Regions from separate parts of the Homo sapiens genome. Here region 1 is linked to region 2. A link is a contact called in ENCODE Hi-C or POLR2A ChIA-PET data. All regions are on one chromosome and are shown on one strand. The core of a region is the stretch at or near the end of the contact, and the rest is flanking DNA. Distances in the headings are between cores, read along the strand shown.

Region 1 (6,877 bases), core at 1,600-4,099, 110 kb after region 2:
GTGTGTGACCTTGGCCAAGCTCCTCTGTGGCCTCCATTTTCCTCATTTGTAAGTAAGAATCCCAAGCACGTCTACTCCATAGGTTACTAGATATTGCAACCTCATAATGTTGTAAAGAACAAATGAATGAATATTTACTTTATAAAGCATTCAGAACGATGTTTGTTATACAGTAAGTGCTGTAATTAGTGTTGGTTCCATAATTTAAATTAGAATAAGAGAAACTCGGGAGACTGGCCAAAATTATGCTGTTACTCTTTGTGCTTACCCATGTTTGTAAAGCCAAACTTGGAATCAGTACATTTAGGGAAGTCACATTTTATTAGAATGCTTAGGACCTCAAAACTCACCTATTTTAAAACTCACATATCCAAAGTGCTTCCTGACAAAGGATACTGGATATTTCTCTTTAGGAGCAAAAGTGGTGCCACCATGTGGCAATAACATAAATATAGCTGCCAATCCATTTAGCTTGGCAAGGCTTATATGAGCACATTACATGAATTTTTAAAATGTTTTAACGTTCAATTTTTTTCTAAATTGTATGTACAAAGTATAACTTTATTATTTTTAATTCAGCATTTTAAAATTCCCATAATTTCAGTTCTCATAAAACAAGAGTGGCATTTTCTTTGAAAAAACAGTAATGTAATTTGCCTGTGATTTGAATTTGGCAAAATAAACAAATAATGCCCTTATAACACTGATTTTCAAACTGAGTTCCATGGAGCCTGCATTCCCTGGGGGAAAGGAATAGCGGAGGAAGTGAGTGGATAGAACCTTGGTTCCTCCTCTCCGTCTTTTCTAAAACATTTCCACTTTTGCTGGTTTTATATGTTGGAACTGTTCGTAAGATTTTATTTGAAGAAAATAAGAAAATATCCAGCCGTTTAAAGAAATGTTTTTCTTTTCTAAAAGCCAGTGCAGTCCTATATTAGGAGTTTCAGTGGGGCTTTAAAACTTTATTTTATTTTTTATTTTTTATTTTTTTTTTTGGTAATAAAGATTTACTCAGAACTAGAAAACAGCTAAATTCTGGAGAAGAGGTAAGATGCATTGGTTGAAACCCTATTCCTGTTATGCAGGACTGAAAAGATTAGAGCAGAGAAAAGGCAAAGACATGGTCTGAATCGCAGAAGAAAAGAAGGAAGGTATATCACACATGGCATTTCAGCTTTGTTTCTCCTACTTTTCCCGCATATTTTCATGTATGTTGTTGTCTTAAACATATTAAGCATTGAGGCTTTCAGAAAATATTCAACTGTTTTGTGCTGGCTAAAGGTAATTGTTTCCTGGTGGCAGGAGGCATGAACCAATGAAACTTTTTTTTTTTTTTCTGTCAAAATAGCACATAATGATGTACTTTTTGTAAGCAAGAATTCCTGATAGAAGAGTGGGAACACATTTTTGAAAAAGTTTATTTGCTGAGTAATATGTTTAGAAAGAATGTTGTTAGAGAAGGATATTTGCTAAGAAAAATCATTTATTCAACTAATATTTATTAAACTTACAGTATAAGCTACATAATATACTAGGTTCCGGAGTTATAAGGGAATCCCTTGCCTCAAATATTAGGGTTTCATAATGAGAGGGAAGTTTTGTTAGTCATTTGAAATAGCTATTTGAAATAGTCAAATTTGAAATTTGACTATTTTGTCATATTCATAAATATGTCATATTCACAAATATGACTATTTGTCATATTCAAATATGACAAATAGCTATTTCAAATGACTAACAAAACTTCCCTCTCATTATGAAACCCTATATTTGAGGCAGAGGATTTCCTTATAACTCCAAGTATTTGTCTGTGACCTAGAAGAATATATAAGTTGTAGAAAAAAATACGGGAAAGGGGACGGTTTGCACCATCTTCCTCGTAGTTCCTTTAGAAGTGAATTTACTTTAGATCCCAGAGGAAGAGTATTAGATCTGGCCACAGAAGTAACTCTTTTATATTATTACCTATATTTTCTATTTTAAAACATTAAAATTTTGAATCTTCTCAAGATTTCATTTTTAGGTACATTTATATCAAATTGAATTTTAATCTCAAATTACAAAATAATATGGATTACAAACTAATATATAGGTTCTTAGCTTCTATTACCTTGGAGTCCCATAAATTGGCTTGATTTTGTTTCCGTAGTGCAAGGAGCTGAATAAAGCTTTTACTCAGTTCTTAAATAGTAAAGAACTAGCAAACATTGCGATACTTTAGAACTAAGTGGCCATTACAGATTAGTTAGCAGTTCATGTTTGTGTTATGGTTTGTTATGACTGCTTAATTCAAAAGCATATTTGCAGACAGGGAGTTTGGATTAAGTAAATCAAAATAGTAAAGGCTTTGATTAAGAAGTTAGCTTGCTTTAACTTAAATGTTGATATTTCAAGGCCTACTGATATTTTAGTCATTTGCGGTTATTTTTGTTTCCTGTTCAGACCCCTGGGAAATAAGAGAATAGTAAATCAAAGCCCAGGTTGCTTTTTGCATTTTTTTCCTTTTCATTTATGCCATGTAGTAGTTGACTTTAAGAAACTAAAGACATGGATAACTTGAACAGAATCACTGTGAGGGAGAATTGTATTTCTGGATTAATCAATTTAAATAATTCTTGTTATAAAATGATTCTTTTCATGTTTGATAATTTAGTAATTCTTTTTATTCCACGATAATGTTATCGTAACTAGTGGAAAAGCAGCTAAAAATATCTGCATTACTAAAGTCCAATTTGGGCAGTATTGTTATCAAACTGAGGCTATGTTGTTTGTGTCTAGGGATCGCTAGGGCGTTGCTTCATCAGCCAGAAACCTCTGTGACAGGTGGTGCCTTCTGCCTGAGTATTGCTAGTGCCCGTTTCTTTCCACCCACTCGGCTCAACAGGCTGCACTCGGCTCGTGCTGCCAGCCCAGAACCCACACCTGCCAAGTACGAGCAAGGCGTGGAGCGGTGAGGGGTGTGTGTGTGATTGAGTGCAGGGTCTAGCCACTGCACACAGCTGGGCACACTGGCTGCTGTGGTGGGGCAGGCAGCTCCAGGCAACAACACAGGTGCCAGCTCCATGTGAGGAGGCTGAGGCTGGAGCACATGTACTGCACGCGGCTTCTGCTATGGGCATCCGTGTCTGGATGAGGGGAACATGGTGGCACCCAGAAGCTTGGAGATGCCTGGAACCACTGAACCCCAAAGAGAGTGTCACAGCCCCCTGGCTCAGGGAGCCCCTGGGCCTGGGCTCCCCAAAGGGCCACAGCTCTTCTCCCCTTCTCATCGCCCACAACATGGCAAGCGGGAGGGTGTGTTTCAGCCCTGTTCGTGTTAACAGCTCTTTTAGTCCCACCATTTGATGTGTCCCGAGTTCTTGTTTCATACCCAGGAAGAATGAGGTATGCGGACAGCTGGAGGCTGAGCAAAGCGAAGAGGAGCTTCACTGATTGGCAGAACAGTTCTCAAGAGACCCAAAGTGGGCAGCTCCTTTCTGCAAGCAGGTCATCCTGACGAGTGTCCAGCTCTCAGTGGAGAGGAGACCCACAGTGGTTAGCTCCTTTCTCCAGGCAGGTCATCCCAACACGTGTCCAGCTTTCAGTGGAGAGGAGACCCACAGTGGGTAGCTCCTTCCCCCAGTCAGTAGTCCAGACATCTGTGCAGCCCTCAGTGGAGAGGTGACCTAGAACGGGTAGCTTCTATCGGCAAGCAGGTCGTCCCATCCTCTGCCTCAGTCTGGCTGAGTCCAGGGTCGTTATGCGCTTCAGAGGAGGGGAAGTATGTGCTAATTGGTCCATGGACGGCCATGGGTGGGCCTGGATAAAGCACCATAAGTTCTCACTCTGGTCCACGGAACTGACAGCCTGGCCCCCAGGATTTTGGCTGTCCCTGGCTTGAAGGTGGGGCTTCACCAGGTACCCTCCCCTTTCTGCCCAGGAGCTTGTCTGCCTCCTGCCGCCATCAGTCATGTTGTTCACGGTTCCCAGGCTGTTGCCGAAGGGCGCCTGCAGGCCCCTGTTGAGCTGCCCTCAATCTCCCACTCATGCTCTTTGGTGCCCAAGTCCAAAGGAGGCCAAGACGACAGGGGGCTGGCGTGTCAGTGCTGCCCTGAGCATGCACATACCCAGCCGGGTTGCGACAGTGCCTGGGCTTGGCCTGAACTTTGCTTCAAAATCAGAGCGAGTGCTGGGAGCATGGAGAGGCCAGGCAGCGACAGCAGGCACTTCCAAGCCTGTGGGGAGCAGAGGACCTACCAGGTCCCCGACTGTGCGCAGGGATGCCTGGGTCCATAGCTGCAGCTGCACCCCGGAGGGTGGGGCTTCTGCCCCTCAACTCGAAAGCGGGTGAGGCTCCCGCCTGTTCCCAGCTCCTGCGGGCTCCATGGAGTGGGCAGCCCCCGCCCCCACTGCAGCTGGTGTCATGGCAGCAGCCCTTCTGGACAGGCCAGCCACTGCCATCACATGTTTTCCCATTTTCTATTTTTGGTGATAGCAAATTCAAACTTCTTAATTTACTTTTCCTGAAAAAAGTTGCCTTTCAAGACTACACATTTTAATGAAGAGCCTTCAGTAATAAGCATTTCAGCATGTCTCAAAAAAGATTCAACTGTTGGTTATTTTAGCTAAAATGTCAAGGAATTTTGATTAACTTTAAAAGGATTTACCTTTTATATTTACATTTATTAATTTAATTTTTATCTTTAAAATGGAAGATTTGAAAAAAAATCTTAGCTTAGCTTGCAGCTTACCAGTTCTGGTGTAATTTTCAGTAATATAACATGGAGTATTCAATCATGAATTAGCCATTATTATTTAAATAATTCACGGTGTGACCTATACTGGGTTATCCCTACTGAAGCAAACAGCATGAATGGGTAAGTTTTATTTTCCTCAGTGTTCACTTACTCCATGTTGTCACGTGTCAGCACATTGAATTTTAAGAGATACAGTGGAGTCTAGGAAATGCAAAATGACACCTTGGGTGGAAAAACTTTTCAGATTGTTTTCAAATACTTACGCAGTGTTGCCAGAAATGTGTTAACTTAGAAATTTAACTAGTAAAACAGCATATATTTGTAATTCAAACAGTCAAAAAGCCCAGTAAGTAATTGCTTTAGGATTTTAATCGGGTATGTGTGTATGTGAACATATACATGCAGATGTGCACATGTGTTACTAATTTTATTCCCATAATCTTGTGACTATTATTCATTCATTCATTCATTCACACCACACATGCACTGAGGCCTTACTATGTTTTCATGTTGTACTAAGCACTGAAAACATAGTCTCTGCCCTCATGAAATTTGGAATAGTGGTAAAGATAGACAAATGAATGTTATGAAAAGAACTGAGAAATTTAATGGGAAAATTAAATAAAACTCAGAAAAACATCTATATTAAATCATGTTTTAGCTAAGATATGAAGGATAGGACTAATCTAGAGAAATGTGTTGGTATTGGGGGAAAGGTTTTAGGAAGAGAGAACACATATGGAAAATCTCTGAGACCCTGGAGTGCATAACATGTTTAAGGAACTGAAAAATCAGTGTGGCTTGAGTGAGTGGAGGACAGGTATTATTGAGGCTGGAAATATACAGAGAAAGCACACTATGGAGAAACAGGCCAGCCATGTTAGAGACGGAGGCTCCACTGATGAGTGTTAGCCAGGAACGTAACAGAAGTGCTTTAATAAAACAGGCAGCAGTGGCAGAGAGACCTTGATGGCTTCAAAAACTATTTAGGAGTAGGGGCCAGTCGGGCTGACTCATCCCTGTAATCCCAGCACTTTGGGAGGCAGAGGTGGGAGGATCACTTGAGGTCAGGAGTTCAAAACCAGCTTGGCAAATGTAGTAAAACCCCATCTCCACTAAAAATACAAAAATTAGCCAGGCATGCTGGTGCACACCTGTAGTCCCAGCTACTCGGGAGGCTGATGCAGGAGAATGACTTAAACCCGGCAGGCAGAGGTTGCAGTGAGCCGAGATCGCGCCACTGCACTCCAGCTGTCAGAGTGAGACTTCATGTCAAAAAAAAAAAAAAAAATCAGGAGTAGGAAAGATAATTTCTATCAATTAGATAATAAAAGAGAGAGGAGTCACTATCACTTCTCTGTTTCTCTTGTGTCTGCAATGATAAAAAAAAATACAGGGATACTGGAGAAAAGAACAGTAAGAGACAGCTAAAGAGAATCCCAGTAGTACCTGTACATATGAGTTGCACATTTGGTGGAATAGATGTTTAAGCTGGAGATAGAATTGTCAACATAGAGGAAGCAAAGCCCTAGGAATGGAAGGGATCTGCAGTGAGAGAGAAAAAGAGAGAGAGAGAGAGACTCTTTTCCATTAGTTTCCCATTCCATGACATACTTCCACCAGACATAAACTGTTCCTTCATGCCTTTATTCTACTTTAAATCATTTGATGTCAGTATGTCAATTAGCATTCACAGAATAAGATAAGGGAAACTTTTTTTAGTCTCATTTACATCTCACAACTAAATAGGCCAGATTTTGTAAGGGAATAAACTCAGAGGCTGCTGAGGGGTTGAATAACTTGTCTCTCTGACAGTGGTGGCCATGGCTTCTGCCACACTGCTTGTTTTGTGAAACAACCAAGTCTCCTGCCTACCTTTCTGACCTTTCATTCCACCTGTGCCTTGTAGAGTCCAATCACAAGTCATTTGCAGTTTCCTTTTTCTTTTCCTGTTCCTGTGTACATGCTCTTCTGCTCTGAGTTCACGTCTCTGTGTTTTTGGTGGCATAGGGAGGGTTAGGCAAACATGCTTTCTTTGTGAAGCCTTTTCTGACTCGACCTGAAATAATCAGTGGTTTCTCTTTTTCAAAATTTCTCTGTAACAAATAACATAGGACATTATTTTTCAGTTGGATGCCTGT
Region 2 (6,812 bases), core at 637-3,136:
ATGTCCATTTCTTAACCCTTGCTAATGAGAAAGAAGAGAATAAAGCTTTTTTCATTTCATATCCCAGAAAATGTGCATGCAGTTCTGCTCCCATTTTTCCTACAGTATTTCAAGTGAACCACTCAGTGACAATCCCATCAACTTATACTGCCTTACTCTTTTAATTTAATATGAAATAGAACTGTCATTAACTGAAAGGGAAATTGCTTCAGTGAATATATTTGTGAAGAAATAAAATTGCTTCAGTGAATATATTTGTGAAGAAATAAAATTCATGAGATATTATAAATTTGATTTGCCTTCAAAATTTTAATTTAACTTTTAAAATTAGTTACAAAATATAGTTTTAAAAATAATCTAATTATTCATAAACTTTTAATTGAGAGTTTCTTTCTGATTAGTTGCTGTCTGCCCCTGTGCAGCTGACCCATTATATTTACAAATTGGTTGATCTCTGCATATAGGCCATAATAGTTTTATAAACTGTAGGTTATAAACGTCTGCTCTAATTAATTTTCTTTCATATCAACTGAATTTGATGTTGTTGAGGCATTAGTGAGTTTTTTAAAAATAGTTTACATAGAGCTTCATTTTGTTGATTAGTCAAAAGTATTGTTAAACTGGCTTCATGGTGTTTGAAATCACCTATTTTCAGGTGATAAGACTTTCTAAATTGATTTTTCCTTGTTCCTGGATGGGTCTTATTCTGCCAGATGGGAGTTAGATCACTTCCATTGAAAGAGAGTCTGCATGTGTTCCCAGAAGCACACACGTGTATGCAAATGCACACACTGACACTACAGAGTCTGGTTCGTGTGTTCTTTCTCACTATCTGAGGTTGTGTATGGCCATACACGCCTCAGATGGGGTTGGTTTTTATAAAAACGTTAAGGCTGAATCATATTTGTTGTATTGTGACATTTGCTGCCTTGCCATCAAAGAGTAGGTGCCTTTGTGCTGACAACTCTTTGGCATTTTGCCCCAGGGAAGTGTTGCATTATCAAAAGAGACGCTCACCCTCTCAGTGCCAGGGTGCTGGTAATTAAATCGTGGATGGTTGACCAGAATTCACAGGTGAAAATGATGAAAAGAATGTATTGAAATGAAAACCTGAACTAGGCAGCATTATATCTAATGAGCAAGAGGAGAGCTCTTTTAGGCTTGGTAACTTAGATGAGCATATGTGAACTATGGCTAATGCTTCTGATAGAAAATGGTTACTAGGAAACCATAAAAAACCCTCTAATTATGTGACCTCCAAGCTATACCAATAAATATAGAATTCAGATGAGTTTGTGCTAAAACCAGTAGTAACCCACTAATATTATTAATACTCTTGTAGTTTGTTTCCAAAGGAAGTAAGATTTATTGTCCTTTTAAGTACTGGATAACAATTCACAAAGATTGAATTTATTTAAAAGTTCATAGCCAATGCTACTGTGTTTTAACTGATGAATTTTGGTTTCCTTTTGCAGTGTTCTGTATCATGGCGAAAGGTCACAAAATAATATCTTGCTATCAAAACTTTTTTTTGTGGCTTAACTAGGCAAAACTTCGATTAATAAATGATAAGCTGTAGACCTCTACTCAGAGTAGTAACAAAGAGAGAGCTGGAGGTGGTGGCTCTTGCTTGTCACTCCAACTCCCATGGAGGGTCCTTCCTTCTTCAACCTGACTTTCTTATCCCCACAGACCTCATGTGGAACCTTGTACCATGGGTGCTATTCTGTGGCTGCTGTAGGATCTTCCCAGGTAGAACCAGACCTTATCCTTTTTCTTTGGTTTCTTGGGAGTAGAGCTGAACATGAGTGGGTGACTTCCTTTTCCAGGCTATTGGTCAAAGCTGCGGTCAGCAACAACTTGGCCAAGATATGCTTGACCCAGTTTTGCCACGGGCTACTGACCAAGAGGTTGCTGTTCGGAGTTGGCATGAGTCAGAGAAGCAGGTTACCAGCAGGTTACCAGCTGGGCAAAACTCAGATCGATTAGACATATCTTGGGGTCTTTTTACCCCTCTCTACTCGTGTTATAATTTTTTATCTTAGGCCCCTGCATTCCTTCCTCTCCTTAGCCACAACTGCCTGATATCTGTTACTTCCTACTAAGTTTTAACAGATAAACCAGACTGAGGTTAAAATGCTAAGAATTAACTCCTCTTCCCAGAAAAGTGTAATAGAAGGATACTATAGTGGAGTGGGAATTTGATAGGAAAGCATAAAATTATATTAAACTGGTAAGTGAAAAAATTTTCTACAAAAATGGTGAGTAAATAAATAGCATTTTGGTAGTTTACATGCTCAGATGCTTTATTTTTCTAGTTTTTTTTTAAAGCATTTGTCTTCTGGGGAAGCAATTTTATAACAGGTAATGTAAGCTTCCTTTGACTGACTGTAATTGACTAATGGCAACCACAGAAAACAGCCCTTAGCCTTCAATTTTTGCTCCCTTGCCAGTAAATCGTCCTGCCTGGGGTGATGATTTAATTTTCATGGTATTCAAATTACAAATTAACATTTGCAAGTGTAGATTTGGGGGATTATGCTGGAGCCTAGTAGAGTTCTCTAAGGATAGTGTGTCCCCTTGGGCTACATCATATAACTTCCTTATTAAAGTGAAAGGAAATTCCCTTTTGGTTTTCTTACAGCTTTTCTTCCTGTCCTCATATTTAAGAAAGGCATCCATCTATTCCACTTTAAATATCAAGCTTTTCTTATATCAAGTATTTCAGATAGTCAGTTTGCATACTGCTTATGGATGAAGTTAAGGGTTTTGGAAATGTTAGCCTACAGATTTGCTTTTTTTTTTTTTTTTCGAGACAGAGGTTCTGCTCATCACCCATGGCTCACTGGAGCCTCAAATTCCTGGGCACAGGCAATCTTCCCACCTCAGCCTCTTGGGTAGCCGGGACTACAGACATGTACTACCACGCACCACTGATCTTTTTGACTTTTTGTAGAGACAGGATGTCATTGTGTTGTCCAGGCTCGTCTCCAACTCCTGGCCTCAAGTGATCCTCCTGCTTCAGCCTCCCAAAGTTATGTTTGCTTCTAATAATCATAGTTGTTCATGAGTAGAAGGTATAATTCCAGCCCATCACCATACTGATGATAATTTATAGCATTATTTGTACTTGTGTTTGTAGTTTAACCTGTGTGGAATTATAGAGAGGAAACAAATCTTTTGACAGGGGCTAAGCTTGGTTTCAGGGCAGAATAAACAATATTTTTTTCAATTATATAAAATTTTGTAGAATTATGGTAAATAGCAACTGCATTTGAGGACCAAAATTCAAAGGTTTCTGTATTTTATGGAATTCGAATTCATTCTATTGTATTAAGAGTAGATTATCCTGGGGCCAGGTGCAGTGGTTCACGCCTGTAATCCCAGCACTTTCAGAGGCTGAGGCGGGTGGATAACCTGAGGTTGGGAGTTGGAGACCAGCCTGACCAATATGGAGTAACCCCATCTCTACTAAAAATACAAAATTAGCGAGGCGTGGTGGCACATGTCTGTAATCAATCCCAGCTACTCGGGAGGCTGAGGCAGGAGAATCCCTTGAACCCAGGAGGTGGAGGTTGCAGTGAGCTGAGATCGCGCCATTGCATTCCAGCCTGGACAACAAGAGCAAAACTCTGTCTCAAAAAAAAAAAAAAAAAAAAAAGGAGTGGATTATCCTGAACCCAAATAGAAAGTATTTGAAGGGAAAGACTATGTTTTCCTGTAAGGTAGATTGAGCAGAAAAATTATTAAAACAACCTAATGATCTACTGTGACTAACATTTTGCAACTCAACCTATTTAATAGGCTCTGGAAAATAAGCAATGATTTCTAGAGAAGAGTAAAAAAGCCAGAAGAAGAAAATTAAATAAGCGGCACTCTTTCTGTGGGGAAGCCTATTAACCGTGGAAAAGAATAACAAAGTTAGGCAAAAGAAGCCTACAACAAATCTTGCGTATGTGTACGTGTGCATGCGTATACATACATACACACATATATTTCTCTCAGACATACGCAGACTTTTCAGTCAGAAAAAAAAGGCTAAATGTTGGAAACCAGTACTTAATTGATTTTTAGAATGCAAACCTAACCCTTTTTGACATAGATTGATCCTATTACAAAATTCATAAAATTTAAAAATAAAAATCTGTTATGTAATGCTTAAGTAGATATTGGTAATTTGGGATTAAGTTTCAGTTAAAATGGTAAAGGGAGAATTTTAGTGGAAGTGTTTATTGTAAAATTGAATGATACTAAAATATTTTGCTTACAATTTTTTTAAAAGTCCAAAATGCTTAAAAAGTTTTGGTCATATCCAATATTTCCTAAAATGTTTATAATATTGTAACCTGGTAGTGTGACATTTGCCCCTCATTTTGTTAGCAGCTGTATTATGCTCTCTAATAATACAATTTCTTTTTTATTATGTAAATATAACACTGAAATTAGTACTAGGAAAAGCAACTGCGTGTTAAAAACCATCATATTTTTTACTGGCAAATTTGGACTGAAGTTGTCACTTTGTCACTTTTGTCATTGCCTACCTTTATCTCCAGGGCAGCATCTGATCAGAGATCTCCCTTAATTATTTTAAGATCACTGTGTTACTGTTAGATTTTTTAAATAAACATTTAGATGAAATATTTGATTAAACTGTTACACTAAAAATGTGTTTAAACTAATATGACTTTAGTCAGTTTCCTATGATGATAATGTAGCTTACATGTAAGGGATGCATCTTATGTACCAGACATTCAGCTAGACAGCTGACATAGATTATCTCATTTCATCCTCCCAAATGTGAGGATGAGAAAACAGAGGCCTGGAGAAACTGAGCAGTGTGGTCGTGATCACTAAATTAGTAAATGGTTATGTTTTGACTAAGTATTTCTTGTTATCATGTAATACTATCTATCTCCTTTAAATAGTTATAAAACTCAGAGTTTACAACTTCTGGTCTTAACATTAAAAAAAAATCATCTGGAAATTATGACTATCATATAAAAGTATGTTTTAACCTTCAAATAATGATGTTATAAGCAATTCCATCTTCACAGTCACCCGCCAGTATTTGATCTCTGATAAATGAATTGTTTGTTGCACACAGCCTCTTAGCTTCTTTCCTTTGTCTAGGCTTCTGGTTCTCATCCACTCTTCATAGAACTGTTTTATAAAATTACTCAGACACTAGGTTCACATTATTACTCGATTATTTTTAAGAATGCTGTTAAAAGTCAGGAACCTTTATTTATTTATTTTCTTAATTAAAACCCTCATACAGAAAATGCTCAATGAACATATTCTAGTTCTTAACCCCCAGATGAAGAAATAAAATAATGCCAGTGCATTAGAATTATAGCAAGCAAGCCCCCAACCCCAACCCCAATCCAACCTTCTTCCCCAAAGGTAATCTCTATCTTGATTTCTATCAGTGTTTTTGTTTCATTTTGCCTGTTTTTATGCTGTATAAAATATCATGATATTGTATATATTCTTTTGTGACTGGCCTTTTTATTCAAACTTAAGTTGGTGAGATTGATTCACAATGTCGTTTATAACTTTAGTTTGTTGATTTTTACTGCTGTATAATATCTACTCCATGACTGTGAATATATATGACAATTTACTTACCACTTTACTCTTGATGGGTGTTTAGGTGTGTCCAGTTTTGATCATGTTTAATAGTGTTTTTATTATTGCTGTTTTTCCTATGCATAGGGAAAACTTTATATGCCATTAATATGCCATAGGATAACATATAAATATAGTCAAATTTAATACTCAATATTGAACAGTTTTCCAGGGTGATTGTGCCAATGTATAGTCCTACTGGTACTGTATGAGAGTGCTGGTCACTCCAATTCCTTGTCCATACTTGGTGTCCACAGTTTTGTAATTTTAGCTATGCCACTGGGTATATAGTTTCAGTTTTAATTAAAATTTTTCTTGAAGAGTCCTATAACTGAAATAAATTGAACTCATCCTTAACTTATTTCTGGATTTATTTCTTACATTTGTTTAGGATTTTAGTCTCTATGTTTACGAATGAGATTAGTTTGTAATTTTCCTATCTTGAAATTCTCTTATTAGAGTTGGCGCCAAGATATACCCACATAATGAGTTATTCAGTATTTTCTCTTTTCTGGAAGAACGTGGTGTTATTTCTTCCTTAAAGTTTTGCAACAGTTTACTGATAAAATTGTCTGTGCCTGCAGGTGTGTGTGTGGGGCAAGGGGAGGTTTTAAATTATGGGTTAGATTTGTTAAAAATTGTTTTATGACTATTCAAATACTCTATTTACTTATATGTCAGTTGTGTATGTTTGGCTAGTCCCTTGTATCTAAATTTTCCATTTTTATTTTTATAATGGAGAATCCTATTATATTTGAAGTCTCCTTTAATATTCCTGCATTATTTGTTTGAATTTACTGAACCTCTTTGTTCTGCATATTTTTTCTATTTAAATAATTTCTGCAGTTACCTTTTTAAAAAATTTCCTTCAGTTTAACTTTTATTTCTTTTTCTAAGTTTTGAAGTGGTTGGTTGCTTATTGATTTTGTTTTCCTTTATATATTGAAAACTGTAGTTTTTCCTCTCAGCATATTATGCTTTAGTTTTTCCCAGTTTTATTATCATCCAAATAAAATAATTTTTTGTTTTCCATTTGATTCCCTTTTTGACTTATGAGTGTAATACTTGTCAAACCCACAGATGTTATCTGTTTATTATTTATTATGAATTTCTGGATTAATTCCACTGGGGGTATAGGACATACTCAGATTTTAATACTTGGAAATTTGTTGAGACTCCTCTGG

Evidence for each region. A loop is a pair of places that touch in the nucleus more often than their neighbours do. ChIA-PET counts read pairs that join two places held with the same protein, here RNA polymerase II (POLR2A).
Region 1: a loop to region 2 is called in a map of gastrocnemius medialis, with 2.5 times the contacts of the local background. The contact joins two enhancer-like sites. A Hi-C loop is called at or near these places in 1 of 168 maps with a recorded cell type or tissue (gastrocnemius medialis). POLR2A ChIA-PET finds 5 or more read pairs at or near these places in 2 of 52 experiments (AG04450 and Panc1).

The regions. Positions count from the first base shown.
Region 1 is chr7:18,570,647-18,577,523 of GRCh38, forward strand. The region is part of intron 2 of HDAC9 (histone deacetylase 9); the gene reads left to right. Among named protein-coding and RNA genes, the nearest start is that of HDAC9, 78 kb to the left of the region's middle. RefSeq lists enhancers at 3,047-3,585, 3,586-4,124. Within about 2 kb of position 2,850, at least 6 of the 41 ENCODE cell types and tissues checked have a DNase peak (open chromatin) inside an H3K27ac peak, as active enhancers do; they include gastrocnemius medialis, where a contact is called at or near this core.
Region 2 is chr7:18,457,150-18,463,961 of GRCh38, forward strand. It overlaps a transcript of HDAC9 not described here. Among named protein-coding and RNA genes, the nearest start is that of HDAC9, 35 kb to the right of the region's middle. Within about 2 kb of position 1,887, at least 4 of the 41 ENCODE cell types and tissues checked have a DNase peak (open chromatin) inside an H3K27ac peak, as active enhancers do; they include gastrocnemius medialis, where a contact is called at or near this core.